Linked DNA regions of Mus musculus: region 1 is linked to region 2. The links are chromatin loops, found by intact Hi-C in ENCODE. Cell type or tissue: heart. All regions are shown on one strand.

Region 1 (8,000 bases), 130 kb after region 2:
AAGAGTCCCCCTGGCTGTCCAACTCCATCCTCAGGCTCTTCGCATCTTCCCTTCTAATTCCTTTGTCAATACTGTGGATAAGACTCCATCTCCTCAAGCATGGATTGTTCAATAGCTTCCTAATTTGTTTTTCTACCTTTGATCCATTTCAATACCATCTAATTAATCCTGAAATACCATTTCTACAGTTCTTCCTGTATCAAAAATGTTCAGTTGTTTGTGGGGCCATGCCCATGTTCTGACTCTTGGTCCCATGCTTCTGCCCAGCCCTGTCTCAGCCTTGCATGTATCGTAGGTTTTCTGCCTTTGGACTTCAGCTATATAGTAAGCCTCTCTTTTTCCTTCACGTCCTTCTTCTATTCCCCTTAGTGAATGACAACTCTCCAAGATCAAGGCCAATTCCTCCTCCTTGATTCTCTAAACCAGAGCATTTGTCCTTTTAAGTCAGCGAGACTGGAACATCAGCAGCCTCTGGCTAATATCCCACTTATCTTGCTAATTATTCACAAATAATATGCTATCTTATCTCACCTTTCTGGCAGGAGCGGTGAATAGAAAATTGGCCTTATATTTCTTTCTCTCCAACACACCACCTCATATCTACTGTAACACTGAGATGATCAAGGTATGTGAATGAGCCCACAGACTAATGGTATAGGTCACTATGCAAACAAATCATCACAATTGGATATTAAACAATCTATGCTTGTCCAGAACAAGGAAGGCCTTCTTAGAAGACATGTTAAAAATAGCTCTCTGGACAGAGAAGGTGGTCAGTACTGAGAATGCCATGTCCAAAGGCCGAAAGGCACATGTGCTATGTGTGAGGTGTGTGGATGAGCAACACATGTGACTAAGAACCAGAATAGGCTGGAAAGACAGGCAGAGTTAAGGTTCTAAAGACCTGGTCATGCAGAAGAGATGGGAATTGATCCTATAAGACAGGTAGGAATCCACAAGTGTGGGGGTGGGAAGGGGAGCTGTAAGAGGTCATGACCTAGGTTTAGATTTTAGAAATTTAACCAGGGGACTGGAGAGATGACTCAGCAATTAAGAAAGCATGCTGTTCTTGCCAACGACTGACATTTACATCCCAGCACACAAGTCAGGTGGTCTACGGCTGCCTATAATTCTAACTCTAGAGGGTCAGATGTCCTCTTCTGGCCTCTGTGGACACCTGCATGCACACAGAGACCCATGATGGGGGGAGGAGGAGGAGGAGGAGGAGGAGGAGGAGGGGAGAGGGATATGGGGAAGAGGAGGGGGAGGAGAGGGAGGGGGAGGACAGAGGGAGGAGGAGAGCTCTGACAGTAGCATGTAAGTAAATTGTATTTGGAGGCAGAAGGAGACTTGCCGAGAGATGTTGAGGGTGTGGACAAAAGTTAGGATAATGGGGACAGAAAGGGCTGTTGTTTTTGATATGTTAAGAAGGGGAATAAACACTTGGATATGGTACATATCTGGATATGGTGAATGAGGACAAGGATAGAGGATCAGTTTCATTATAGTTACTATTATTTGCAGTTTGGGGGATGGAGCTCAGGGCATGCTGCACAGGTATTCCACCAGTGAGCCACACCCAAACCTTAGGACTAGTCTATGTTGAGAGACCTCCTCTTCACCAAGGTTGAGAACGAGTGTGAAAGCCATTGCCACTGCTGTAGTCATTCTCTTTGAGTGGAGGGAGGAATGAGAAGAGTCACAGAGGTGATAATCCAGAAGCACTAACAAGGAGATGTTGCAAAGCAAGCAAGTACTTCTCTTGGGCATGTCTTGGTGCCCAGCACATGGTAGGTACTTAACAAATATTTGTGGAGGAAGAAGCCGATCATTCTGGCTAAGCGTGTAAATAAGACATTAAATATGTACACTCATGTGAAAAGCCATTTCCCAGTTTTTGTAATGAATACAATATACACTGGGGCTTCTAGTGATATGAGACTGTACAAAAGGCACGCTGAGATCTGCAGGTGTGGTGGTGCTAGGACTGGCTGGCAGATGCTCTACCTTCCCCGGAAGTCATCATCCAAGGAGCAGGATGAATAGGGAGCTTAAAACTGAGCCCTGCGGTGTGACCTTGATGTACGGTTTCGTAAACTGTGCACACAGCTGCTGGGTTTCTCTCAAAGATGCTGAAGACAATGGATTTCAAGGTCCTGTAAGTGTTGACTCCACATGACTATTTTTAATGAGGTGTATAGCTTTTTTATTCATTTGGATTTCTTTTTACCTATATGATAAATCATAGCCTAGGTTGTGTAATCCTTTCCCAACGTCTTATAAACAACTTTCCCATTAATCCCATGGGTAAAGGGTACAGGCAGGAGAAGAAAGAGAAGGGAGAAAAAGAAACTCAATAGGAGACTTTAAAAAGTGATGATTCACCCAGCAGATTCCTGGTCTTTCAGCTTTCCTCAGCAGAAATGAGTGATGTCCTGGGACATGGAATTTTAAACATTAGTGGACATGTTTCAGTAGTCCAGTACAAAGCCATTAATTTCTTTGGCACTTTCAGTACTGCCTTGCTGTTAAGTGTTCCCAGTATGTTCAAGTTAATAGAAAATTTGCAAGCCAAGGATATTTTATGCCTGCATAACTCTAGTTAAAAGCAGTATTGGTCAATATTTAGAAAAGGTATGGACTATGTTTACACAGGTCCGATGCTTCAAAGATGATAATGTTCTTTTCCAACTATAATTGCTTTTTCTGTTCCTAGATTCCAATCTCTATGGTGATATCACACTCAAGGGTCCATTTCTACATGTAAATGGCATGTGATGAAATTGTATACATTTGCCTTTTATGCAGAAAAGAAAGAAAATAATGTGAGCACTCAATGCATTTCACTGCATTGACGATGACCAGGACAAACCATTTGTCTGGTAGAATATTATAACCTCACTCTCTTAAAATCAGAACTACAGGCTGAAGATAGATGCTCTCTTCTAGTAATGTCTCCCATTTTTACAGATGAGAAATCCATTAAGAGATGACCCCCACTGCTCTCCTGATAGCAAGTGACAGAAAGCAATTGACTTAAGCAACAATGGAATGTGTTGGTCTATGGAAACAAAACATCTGAGGGGTAAGCATGGTTTCAGATGAGGCTGATTTCATAGCTCAAATTCCACCTTACGTGGCCATCTTCCACCACTGTCTTGGCTTCCATCCCAGAATCTAAGTGCACAGAGCCCAACATGATGGCGCCAGCCCCAGCCTCCTACAGACCCACGTTTAACAGCATTCCATTGGTTCTAGTAGGGTCCTGTGACCCTCGTTAGTGAATGTCAGTGGCTCACAGTGGCTTAATGATGGTCACATGCCAACCACAGGACCCAGTTTCCATCCAAGCATCAGGGTGTGAAGAGAGGAGGGTTGTTGCCATAAGAAGAAAGAATAAATCTTAAAAACCAACAGTGGCCTTGCTACTTTAGGTGGTATTTAAGATTTTTAAATATTCTTATTCATGATGGGGAGTCTTCCTGTATCTCAGGAATTCCCCCATGGAGGGGGGGGGTTAGTTTGTGATTGTTTGAGGAAGCAGAATGAAGCCAAAGTGTTCCCCCATTTCTCTCTCTCTCTCTCTCTCTCTCTCTCTCTCTCTCTCTCGTCCATTATCCTCTTTGTCATCCCCAGCATTAGTTCAAATCTCTGCGGTGTCTCTCCTCTAGAACAAAATATTTAACAAATAGTTCTTCTAGATCTCTGTGAGGAGTGTTTAATGGAATGTGGGTTTCCCAATTGGATCCTGAACATTTCAGTTTATCTCTCTACATCCCTCGTATATTACACTGGCAATTTTGGTGACCTTAATTTGAGAACCTGACCTCCTTCCAAGGAGTTTGCATTGTTTGTTTATTTAGTGAAGTTGACTATTCATAGTTATTTGTTACCTGCCTGGTGGGCCAGAACCACAGAGAAATCGGAGTCTCTCTGCTTTGAGTGTGTCTATTCCTCTTGTTTCTCATTATTTTTTTAAGCTTCTCCAGAGTCTTTCAAAGTCCATTCCCCACCCACTTCCTTGTTATAGGTTAGCAGCCATTTCCCTTAACTGCATCTCTAGAATCTATTCAGCCACTTAGCGACATCCATTCACCAGGTGAAAATCGGCATTCTTCAATAACTACTGAGTATGCCTGTGTGACTGTGCATGCTAAGTATCAAGACGAGGGATTGGCACTGTGATATGCAGAGTGGTGTCAGGAAGTTATTCCCAGGAGTGGAGCACATTCCTGCTGCCAGCTAATCTCTCTCTTGCTATTCAGAGACTCTCACTTTGTTTAGCTGACGGTTCTGCTACACTTCTCAAAAATTTCACAGGCAGAGCTTCTATTCTGGATTATCCAAAATCAACTAAAAGGAAAAGGGGGAGGGCCACAGGCGTGGGTCTCTCTGGACTTTCCACAAACAGATCTCCATGTCTTATCATGCGACAAAAGCTTCTTCTAGAAGCATAAACAGGAGGGCAGAAATAACTGCTACTGTATCTATAAAATTTAAGTTTATCTGTTATCTGCTTTGACAAACCCCTCCAGCACTTGGTAGCTAAGAACAACAGCCGTTTTATCAGTTCATTATTCTGCAGGTCAGCAGCGAGGGCTAGATGCAGCTGGACATTCGGGGGCTGGTTTCATCAGAGCCATTCATGCGGCTGCAGGCAGCTGGCAACTCAGACGGGGCTGGAAGCCTACAATGCCTTTGCTCGTGTGGATGGGGGTTGGGGTGAGGGGGTTCTGGCTGGTGTCTAGGTTGTTCTCTCCAGCAGGCTGGCTTGTGTTTCTTCACCTACTGCCAGAAAGTTCTCAACAACAAGAACGAGTCAAGCTCAATTGGCAAGTCCGTGTCCAGCCCCTGCTTCTGTCAAATTTGATAATGATCCCATAGGCCAACTCAAGTGGCCAAGTCCAGAGCCAAGGTGGGAGGGAACAGCTCAAATATGTGAGGGTGGGAGACAGGATCTATTTGGGACTGTTACTGTTTTTTAAAAATCCATCATATATATTAAACACCAATATCCTTTCTTTTCTGAAAACAAGATCTACCAGGGAAGATTTAAGGGCAAACCTATTACCAGGAAGAAGACCTGTCAGAGAATTGTAGACACAGAGCAGAGACGTAACCTTTTTATAGACTTATTAGTGCCAAGAGAGCACTGTCTATGTGTTGAGGTATTACCCCAATTATAAAATCAAACCCACTGTAAAAATAGGAGTGTAGAGTTAGACAGGAGCAAGCCGCTCTGGTGTGCACAGTAGGGTGACTGTGCACAGTAGGGTGACTGCAGATAACAGCAATGCATAGTGTATTTCAAAGAGCTGGCAGAGAGAGTTTTGAATGTTTTCACCATAAATGTTAGGTGAGTAGACTGAAGTGTTTGCCCTCATTTAAACACTACACAACTCATATGTCTCAAAATGTTGTGTGGTACTCCATACATATATAAAGCTTACGTTTTTATGTGTCAGTTAAAATACTTGTGCATTAAAAAAAATAGAAGCCAATATGTACATAGACCTACCTAGATATTTAATATACAACTTCAATTAGGACTCTTCTGAAGGACTTAGGATACGAAGGGAGCAAGACGTATTGGCTTCAGTTAGTTCAATGGGTCATCCCAGCCCTAGAGTAGAGAGAATGCTAACAAGATGGTTCTCGTAAGTAACATTTCTAAATCACAGTTTTCAGCTCCTGGCTTAAGATTTGGACCACTCTGTGAGGTGGGTAGTAAATCTTATCTCCATCTTACAAACATGGACATTGAGGTTTAAAACACTTAGCTGGCTAGAGTTCACGTTGCTAATACAGAGGGCTGGGGTCTTGAACTCTGTCTACAGAGCCCCAGAGATTGTCTCCATCTTGAAATTTTTTTTCAACTGCTTTGGACAAAACAGTGATGCCCATGCTTTGCTGTTTCTGTCTAGCCAAGCACTCTCTGAGTGCACTAGAGTACTAATTCTCTCAGAAGGTTTTCTTCTGGAAGCCTCCTTAACATGGAGTCCTGAAAAGGCAGCTTCCATTGTTGTGACAGCGTGAGAGTTGATAATGAGGTTCATTACTTCCTCAGGGAGCTCTGGGACCCTTTCCCAGGAGTAACTCTGGCAAATCCTTTGCATGTACATTGCTGCTGCCGTTGTGTGAGAAAAGTCACACGTCTTTCTGTCTTTACCCAGCACTAAGGCGTTCCTTATGCTTCTCAGTGAAGCAGCTGCTGAACTCAGCCTATCTGAGTTTGATGATGTAAGCAATCCTTCATGCAGCACCTACCCATCAAACAGTAGATCTGAAGATCAGAGCTTTAGAAGGACTGACTACCTTCCCACAGGACGTATAACTGAATTAGACCCCAGTTAGTGGTAACTTGAATGTGATCGAGAATGAGAAATGCTATCCTGAAATGAGTCTGTTTTTCCTAAAAGCTAAAGGTAAATGGAGCACTTGTACTTTGGTGTGGTCCTGCCTTTCAGGACACTTGCCCTCTGACATACATAAACCCCTCTGAGACAGGGTCCAGTTCTGTAGCTCAGGCTGCTCTCCTGCCTCAGCCCTAAAGGCACTGGTATTATTTGCATGAGCTACCCTGCCCAGCTTTGCTCTCCACCCCAATGCCCTCAACCCTGGCTCATCTGGGTGGGGGTGAGGTGAGGAGTGGTCTTCCCTCCCACCTTATCTGGGCCTGGCAGCTGATGGACCTCAGTCTTCATTCTTTAATCTTCACTCCTCACACTCTGGACATCATCCAGATTTTAAATTTATTTTTTTGTGAAATGTAGCCCTACAGATTGTAGCTTTTTGGGTTTTTGTTTGTTTGTTTGTTTGTTTTCCTTTGTTTTCTTTTCTTTTACTTGCTCTCTTTCCCTCCCTTCAGGTGGCTTTAAACTCAATGTGTAGCCAAGAATGGCCTTGACCTTCTGACCTTCCTACCTCCGGAGTGCCGGTATCACTGTGTTCCTCCATGCCTGTTTCCTGTTGAGAACTGAACCCAGAGCTTTTCCTGTGCTTGGCAAGCACTCTACTAAATGAGTTACACCCTCCCTCATACCCATATATATTTTAAAAGCTATTGTCCAGCCATATACATTTTGGCAATAATAATAAACCATAGCACACGTCAGACGATTGTCCTTATACCTGTCTTTGTAGGGAGATGAATTTAGCAGGAAAAAAGTTGGTGTTTAGCTAATTTTGAAGAAGAATAAATGCATTAGATGGTATTCAGAAAAGCTCAATTTGCATAACATATAAACTGCATAGAATTGTAATGCAGAAAACCCAGAGCTTTCCAATGGTGAATGGGTCTAATTTATAGCTATTTCTGGGGACTGAAACATTCTGAAGCAATAACTGGAAGATTTGGTTTCTATCTGACAATTTGTACAAAGAGAAATTAGATTATGGAGTGTGTTTTTTAGTAACCCCCTTGACTAATAAATTGTAATTTAAAGAACAGAATGCACGCTTTCCTCTAGCTCTGCACTGAAATTGTACACACATCATCTGCCTTAATTTCTAAGCTCTGAGCTCATATTTATGTACTTGGGAAATTTGCTGTTCTCAGAGTGGAAGGAATCCTAGAAAAATTAATTATTTAATGAGTTTCAATATTCAAATTTGTGGCTCTTCGCCTAGAATGTAAATTTGGAGGCACATTTAAAATTTAACCAGAGTTCAGTGCAAATTAATATCCACATGGGCTGTGTGCAGCCAGATGAAAAGGAGAAGGAAAGAAAGTCTTCAAAGAAAATAGGACAGAGGCCTAGTCCACTGTGAAGCTTGTTGTTCTGATGCCTTGATGAGGTGCCCAGCAGGAAGGGCGCTCAGAGGCTGATCCAGGATGAGCCTTTCAAGTGCGGCTCAGAAAAGAAACTGGGGAAGGAGGTATGTGGAACGCCATCCAAGTCAGATTCACTGAGCATCTTAGGAATGTTTTTAAGAGTGTGAAGATGAAATGGACGCCCATGTTGGCATCAAGAAACTGTCCAGTCGATAAGTACCTTCCA
Region 2 (8,000 bases):
TGGCGACCGCTGCTGCTGTGGCTTAGGCCGCCTCCCCAGCCGGACGGGCACCTGTCCTCCGGTCCGGACGGTGGCTGGCTGTCCCCGGCCCACAAAGGGTGCTGCCTCAGCGCCTCTGTGCTTCCGCCTGTTCCAGAAGCTGTCAGGTTCTCTGGCGCACCCTCTCACCTGTTCAGACTAATTCCCTAAGTTCGGCGGGTCCCGGACCAAGATGGCGACCGCTGCTGCTGTGGCTTAGGTCGCCTCCCCAGCCGGGCGGGCACCTGTCCTCTGGTCCGGAAGGTGGCCGGCTGACCCCGGCCCACACAGGGTGCTGCCTCAGCGCTTCTGCCGCCGCCTGTTCCAGAAGCTGTCAGGTTCTCTGGCGCACCCTCTCACCTGTTCAGACTAATTTCCTAAGTTCGGCGGGTCCCGGACCAAGATGGCGACCGCTGCTGCTGTGGCTTAGGTCGCCTCCCCAGCCGGGCGGGCACCTGTCCTCCGGTCCGGAAGGTGGCCGGCTGTCCCCGGCCCACACAGGGTGCTGCCTCAGCCCCTCTGTGCTTCTGCCTGTTCCAGAGGCTGTCAGGTTCTCTGGCGCACCCTCTCACCTGTTCAGACTAATTTCCTAAGTTCGGCGGGTCCCGGACCAAGATGGCGACCGCTGCTGCTGTGGCTTAGGCCGCCTCCCCAGCCGGGCGGGCACCTGTCCTCCGGTCCAGACGGTGGCTGGCTGTCCCCGGCCCACAAAGGGTGCTGCCTCAGTGCCTCTGTGCTTCCGCCTGTTCCAGAAGCTGTCAGGTTCTCTGGCGCACCCTCTCACCTGTTCAGACTAATTTCCTAAGTTCGGCGGGTCCCGGACCAAGATGGAGACCGCTGCTGCTGTGGCTTAGGCCGCCTCCCCAGCCGGGCGGGCACCTGAGTGCCTCCAAGAAGAAACTGTCCATACAGCATGCTTGCTGGCTGGACTACGAGTGAATGTTGGAAGGAAGGAAGGAAGGAAGAAAGAAAGGAAGGAAGGAAAAAAAGAAAAAAAAAGGGAGAGGAGAGGAGAAAAGAGAAGAGAAAAGAAAAGAAAAAAAAGAAAAGAAAAGACAGATGAAGTACAGGCTGGGTGTGTTGGTACATGTCAATAATCCCAGTATTTGAGAATCGAAGGCAGGAGGACCAGGAGTTCAAGGTCATCCTTGGTTATATAGCTGAGTGTGAGGCTAGTCTGTGCTAGACACCCTATCTCAAAAAGGGAGGGGGTAGTGGGTGGTGCTGAGTTTGAGTCTCAGCACCTGTGTAAAGGCCCTTCATCCAGGTTAGTGAGATACCCTGTTTAAAAATACAGAGTTAAAAAGGACCACTACCAGGGAATAGCATCCAAGGTTATCTGGCCTCCACATACATGAACACCCCCACACATGAAAGTACACACACACACAAAGTGCAAGTGTAAGTTTTATATATTTAAGAGAGGTACTCTTGTCAGTTTATGAACATTTCTGACTTCTGCACAGTTTCTCTCTCTCCCTCTCCCTCCCTCTCCCTCTCCCTCTCCCTCTCCCCCCCCCTCTCTCTCTGTGTGTGTGAATGTATAATATTTTTTATGGACAAATGACAAGTACAGTGTGTGACCTGGAATAGTCTGTGGCCTTCTGGATTGCTACCTCTGTGACTGTCAGTGCCACTGGGACTGGGACTGGGACCACGGGGGCTGGTTTTACTCATCTCAGGGTTCCTTTTAGCCCAGTGATATGGAATATTTGGAACTTGAAAACCACCCCTGGCCAGCAGCAACTGAAAGGACTTTGCTGCTCAGCATCCTCCCCCATGTCCTGGCTCCTTATCCGATGAGTGCAGATTTGCTTCCCATGCCTGCTGTGTTTCTAGTCTGGGATGGGAAGCCTGTAGTTTGTTACCAGGGAAATTTTATCACAAGGTGGCTTAAAGGAAACGAAAATACATAGGTCAGTCGTCAAAGAACAGGGATTGCCAATGTGGGTGTCATGTGGCTTGTGGTAATGCCTGAAACAAGGCTGTTGGGCCTGTTGGATTTGCTACCTCTGCTGCGTTGTTCAGCCAGCGTTTCTTGACAGCTCAGATTTGGACCTGGAGAGATGACGAAGAGGTTAAGAGCATGTAGAGGGCCTGGGGTTGATTCCCAGTACCCATATTAGGCAGCTCAAGACAGCTTATAACTCGAGTTCCAGTTCCAGGGGATCTGGTGTCTGTAGGTACCTTACATGTGTGTGGTACACATGAACTAGTTGTGTGTGTGTGTGTACTTGCTCTTAGCTTCTGAGCCATCTCTTCAGCCCACTCAAAAACATTCCTTACCCAGTCTGGAGCTCTAATAGACATAGTCTTCCAACGACCCAGCCAAGCTGGTCAGATTCCTTCTTTGTAAGTAAGGAGTTCATTCCAGATTATATGATTTGCCTGAGGTCATGTGCTCCAAAGCCCCTTTCTACAGTAAGACACTGGGCACTGACCAGTTTGGGATTTTGTTTGTTTGCTTGTTTCTTCTTTCATTCCTTCCGTAGCTGCCCCCACCCCCCGTTTTTTGATTTTTGATTTTTGTTTTTTGGTTGGGGTCTCATGTAGTCCAGGCCAGCTTCAACCTCACTATGCAGCACAGTGTGATCATCTTGCTCCATCTCCTGAGTAGGCAGATGTCACTGTGCTCAGCTTTGTTTTGTTTTCAAACAGGGTCTCTCTGTTATGTAGCCCTGGCTGTCCTGGAATCCACTATGTAGGCCAGGCTGGTATCAAATTTACAGGAATTTCCACCTGCCTCTGCCTCTCTGCCTCTCTGCCTCTCTGCCTCTCTGCCTCTCTGCCTCTCTGCCTCTCTGCCTCTCTGCCTCTCTGCCTCTGCCTCGAGTGCTGAGATTAAAGTCTTGTACCACCACGACCAGCTGTTAGTTTTTGGTTTGCTGTTTTTATTTTCATCTCATCCCCACCCATGTGTGTGTGTGTGTGTGTGTGTGTGTGTGTGTGTGTGTGTGTGTGGTATATCAAGGAGAGAGCATGGATATGGGTGTATGTGCTATGGTGCATACGTGACAGGACAGCCTTGGGTGTCAGTCTCCACCTTCCACCTTGAGCTCCTAGGAATTCTCCTGTCTTTGCTTCCCATCTCCCCGTAGGAATGCTGGGATGACAGAGGCACTGCATTGGTTTCAATGGGTTCTAGGAGTCAAACTCAGTTCCTCACACCATCTCCCCAGGCCCCTCCAGTTCATTATAAGTTGAAATGCCTCGTAGGGGCTCGACATTTTTAGGTTTCCCGAGGAGAAACAAAACCAAGCAGATGAGTGCACTGGCTAGCATGCCGTTCTCCTGATCCACCCCAGGGATCAAGTATAGGAAGCTGAAACCAGCAAGCAGCAAACCAACTGCCACAAGCGTGAGTGAGTCTAGGAACAAAGAAGGAGTACTCTGAGCATTCAAGAGTAAGTATTCATTTGGACATGTAGCCCTGGTTGGCCTGGAGTTTGCTATGTAGATCAGGCTGGCCTAGAAATCAGATCTGCTTGACTCTGCCTCCCTGAGTTCTGAGATTATAGGTGTGCTCCACCATGCCCAGCTTAGTGAGCACTTTTAAGCTCCTATTTTATTCTTTTCCAAGGAGAAGTCAGATGCAATAGAATCGCATACACTGACTGACAGCAGGCCATCTCTTAAGGCATATGTGCAAGATTGGGTTGTTTAAAGGGCTCTCTTTATTATTTTTAGTTATGTGTATATGTGTGTCGGCACATGCACATGCAAGATCAGAGGTCTCCCCCTGGAGCTGGGGAGTGACAGGCAGTTATGAGTCACCTGTTACAGGTGATTTAGGTGCTGGGAACTGACCCTCAGGTCCTATGTAAGAGCAGAGTACATCTTACCTGCTGACTCATCACTCCTGCTCCAAGATCTGAGTAGCTTCAGTTTATTTCTTTTCTAAATGCTCCATCAAAGCCAGTGTGACATCCCTCACTCTTGAAAACAATGCACATGTGGCTGGCAATGGCAGTGGGGACAGTAGCTTGAATTATTTATCCTTTGGAGCAAGCTTCATAGGAGTCTGTGTCCCATGCCAGAAACAGCAAGGGCAGAGAAGAAATACATTTCTCTTCCAACAGTGAATTGCTGCTGCCTGGGTGTCTTTGTCCTTTATACATGTCACAGGAGGGGTGGGGACAGGTTCAGGGACTACACAGGCTGCTTCTACTAAAATGGGACTTTTAAGGTGAAAATTCAAGCATGTGATGTTGAGAAAATTTGACTTTTGGAGAAACACAAAATCATAATAAATTGCAGGTCTGGAGGGAAAGCCATGAATCATGTTGGCAGGCATGCTGCCTCGTGGGCCTGTGCCACCAGCCCCAGCCTTCTCTCACACCTCTCTTAGCCCTGAGTCACCTGCCTTCATCTGCCAAGTGTATACTGCTCCCTGGCGTTTCCCCGAGCACAACAGACGTCAGTACCCAGAGGTCAGGAGAAGTTTGCAGAGGACCCCGCACCTCCAGCTGTGAGTGTCTCCCGAGTTCTATCTTTGGCCAGCCTCAATTTAGGGAGGCCTCTCAGCTGGCTCTGCTTATTGCTTTCCATGGTCCAGGAAAGAAAAATGATCAGTTGGTCACTTTCTTTAAAGTCCTCTCGTGTCCGAGTTATACATGATCTAAGACTAGCTATTGAAATGATTAATACAAGTGATAGAAAAATGTAGGATCAGCCTAGATTTTTTTTTGAGCCCCTGAAGGCAATGTATAGTTTTGTGAAAGCACTGACTTGTTTACTCTCTCTGCAAACCCTAATGTGTCTTCCCTTATGCTTTCCCTACCCTTCCCTTGGCCCTCTGAAAGGGCATTTGAGCAAAAGCACAAAAAGATTCCAAGGGCTCCAATTTGCCATCCTTGGTGGGAGTCCTAAGACACCACCCACTTGCTGTGAGACAGCTGGTGAGTACCCGGAAGTCCTGCCTGGTCAGCTGGGCCCTTCATTTACCACATGACTTTTAAAAGTAAGCAGCTGGCTCAAGTCCGACTTAGCAAGTTGCAGAAGCTTAAGTGAGTCCCTTTGGTTTTGGGTACCTGTGTTCCAGATTTGCAGGATGCACATAAGCATGCCTGGCTTTCTCTAGAGTGGGCTACATCAGCTAATGCAGATAACAAATGGAGCACCACACTCAGCACAGCCACCCATGCATTACAGGCTTTCAAAGTGGAGCGTCTCCCCCTCCTCCCTCTCCTGTCTGCACAGCTCTGGGTGGAGAATGGGGAAGGTTGGTTTTCTAGGGCTAGCCCTGGAGATTTGGGTTCCTAGTTGGATTTGGCTTGGAAACAAGACACTCTTCAAGAAATAAAGAGTGCACTGGCCCACGAGTCAGTGGGACTGAGGTTCTGACATAGACCCACATACTGCGATCTTGGTAAGCTGTTGACTGGAGAGTCTGGGTGGCACCCTTGATATTTAAGAAGCAGGCACGCATCCTGACTTAGGAACCCTTTCAGCTTTGGAGTCCTATAGATCGTCTCAAGCACACTGAGCCATTCTCAACTTAGTCTCTAATGTCCTTGTCCCGTCTAATGTTTTGTCCTGTCCTCCCTCCTCCTCCCAGTTTTTTCCAGTGGTTCTTAACTCCCTGGAAAGGCTCTTTTAAAGAACAATAATTACAAATGCACATATGGAATTTTAAAGAGGACAGAGATCTCAGCTGCTTTAAATGAGGATATGGGAAGTGAAGGGTTGAGACTTTTTGAGCCCTCTACAAAATGCAATGTGTGTTGAGACTACCAGTGGGCATCATTTCTGACTGAAGATCCTCTTTAGCCCAGACATTCCCCTATGTAGTCCAGCCCCCATGACTGCATATGAACTCCCGCAGTGCTCCGTGGCAAACTGAACTGCTTCTCAGAATATTCTCTTCAGTACGTAGCATGCTGGCTTTGTTCCAAGGTGGCATCTTGGAAGACCACAGATATTCTGGAGCCAGAATGCTTGAGTTCACATCATGGCTACTGGTATTTTAGGCTAAATTACTAAATTTCTTTTAACCTTTGTTTTCTTTTCTGCAGGACAGTAATGATAACCCTCATTCTACAAGGTCACTGTGGACACCAATGAACTCATTTCTACTAGGATAGCAAACACATTGGCATTTTGTTGGTTTGTTTGTGTGTTTGTCTAGTAGGATCTTAGCAGTCCAGGTTGCCTTGCATTCACAATTTTCCCTCCTCAGGCTTACAATCATGTGCTACTATACCCTAGCTCAGCTTTTGTAAGTCTAATTTTGGAGGGGAGAGGGTTCGTGGATAAATGACATTGTTTTCTTTGTGTTCTTCACCCAACCAGTAGGCTACATGTTGTTCCCCAGGTGGGTGGGTGACCGTTTTATCTTATAATAAGTTCAACCATGACTCTTGTTGGAACTGTTGGTCTGGAGAGTAACAGCAGCGACTGCATTAAGATGTGGGCACCTTTGTGGGCACCCAGGCACTGCATACTGCTGCTCTGATAACCAGAGCTTGCCTTGGTTCATGGCTTGTTCTCTGGTTGTGCTTGGGTATCACCCATCTGTATGCCTTCTTTGAGAACTGTCTGCCCAGTCGGTTAGCTTGTTTTCTGCTGGGTGATCTGTTTTCCTGGTGTTTAATTTGCCCAGTTCTGTATATATAAAGATGTGTAGCAGGCAAAGATTTTCTTACCATTCTCTAGGCGCTGGTGCTTGTTTTCTTTGCTGGACAGGAACGTCTTAGTTTCCTATACGTCTAGTTGTTGGTTGTTGGCAATGTGTGCTGTACAGTTGGAGCACTGTTGAGAAAGTTTCTTCTATGCCTGTGTCCTGAAGTGTTTTGCTTCAGGTCTGGCTCTAAGATCCACTTTGAGTTGATTTTGCACAGGGTTGGAGACGGGGGTCTTAGTCTTTCCTCTCCTTGTGGAAATCGTTTTCTCAGCACAGGTGTTTAGAGGTCTCTTTCCTCCAGTGTATGTTTTTGATACCTTTGTCCAAAGATAGAGAACTGTAGCTTTGTGGGGTGACTTCTGGGACCTCTGTTTGAGCCCCTTGATTGCCAGGGCCACTTTTTGAGCTAGTAACATGCTGTTTTTGTTACCATGATGCTGTAATATGGTTTGATATGGAATATTCCTGATAACTCTAGCATTTTCCACTTTCTGATAAGGATTTGCTTGAGATGTCAGGGTCTTTTGTCCTTGTAGGAAGCTAAACTGCTGGCCTACCAAAAGAATAAGTATAAAATTCTGAAAAAGAAAGCCCCCCCTTTCTCTGTGTTGTTTTGCTTGCTTGGTTACTTGCCTCCCTACCCAAAACAAAAAACAAACAAAACAAAACAAAAAAAAAAACCAAAAAACAAAAAAGGCAAAACAAGACAAAACCTTTCTCAGTTTGGAAGCCTGGTCCCCTTTTCTTTATGTTGAATACTCCCTATTTCCTGGGTCCATCTAGCTTAGAATTTCTTCAGGCTAAAATAACTTGGAGCTCAATTTAAACAATTATTTTTGTAGTCCCCGCCCCCCCCCCCCCCCCAGCCCCCAGCTACTTGTTGAGTAATCCAGGGTGTGTGTTCATGCCCAGGGCCAGGCAGCTGATTAAAAAACCTCTGCAGCATCCCAGGCTCTCCCGAGAAGGGGCCGGCTCACTGCCAAGCTCTCTACACAAGTTAGTCTAACCTGAATTTTGCAGTAGGGGGATGAAGAGGTTGGAATCCGAGATGCAGGGCAAACTGCAGTTTTCCCCTCACGTGTGCTCTTCAGATCCAGATATTAGAATTTAAGAAAGGCAGTGACAAGATCACTGTGGCTCTAATCCTGTCCCTTTAAGAAGCCTGTCATTTAACTCTTGAATACCCCATCAGCAATAGATAAAGGGCGGGTGAAGAAACTGTTGAGGCTCTTTCAAAAGGCGCCTTTTTGTTCCAAGGCATCTTCTTGTTTCCTTCTGTGGAGGCTCTACTACACAGCGGTTTGAACGAGAACTGGCCTCCAGGTGGCGCTTCAGCACAGAGAATGGCGGCAGAGGGCGC

Evidence for each region. A loop is a pair of places that touch in the nucleus more often than their neighbours do. Peaks named below come from ENCODE experiments on the same cell type or tissue, not always from the same donor. Only the 100,000 strongest peaks of a DNase experiment are listed, where the experiment ranks them.
Region 1: a loop joins it to region 2, with 2.9 times the contacts of the local background. A loop is called at or near these places in 5 of 42 quality-filtered maps.

Annotation. Positions count from the first base shown.
Region 1 is chr3:104,315,835-104,323,834 of GRCm38, reverse strand. No RefSeq gene overlaps it. Among named protein-coding and RNA genes, the nearest start is that of Gm5546, 40 kb to the left of the region's middle. In heart, no CTCF peak of the experiment used is centred here; DNase peaks (open chromatin) are centred at 3,204 and 4,744; H3K4me3 peaks cover 945 bases; H3K27ac peaks cover 4,077 bases.
Region 2 is chr3:104,442,182-104,450,181 of GRCm38, reverse strand. No RefSeq gene overlaps it. Among named protein-coding and RNA genes, the nearest start is that of Gm38412, 37 kb to the right of the region's middle. In heart, a CTCF peak has its summit at 4,415; DNase peaks (open chromatin) are centred at 4,381 and 7,621; H3K4me3 peaks cover 321 bases; H3K27ac peaks cover 435 bases.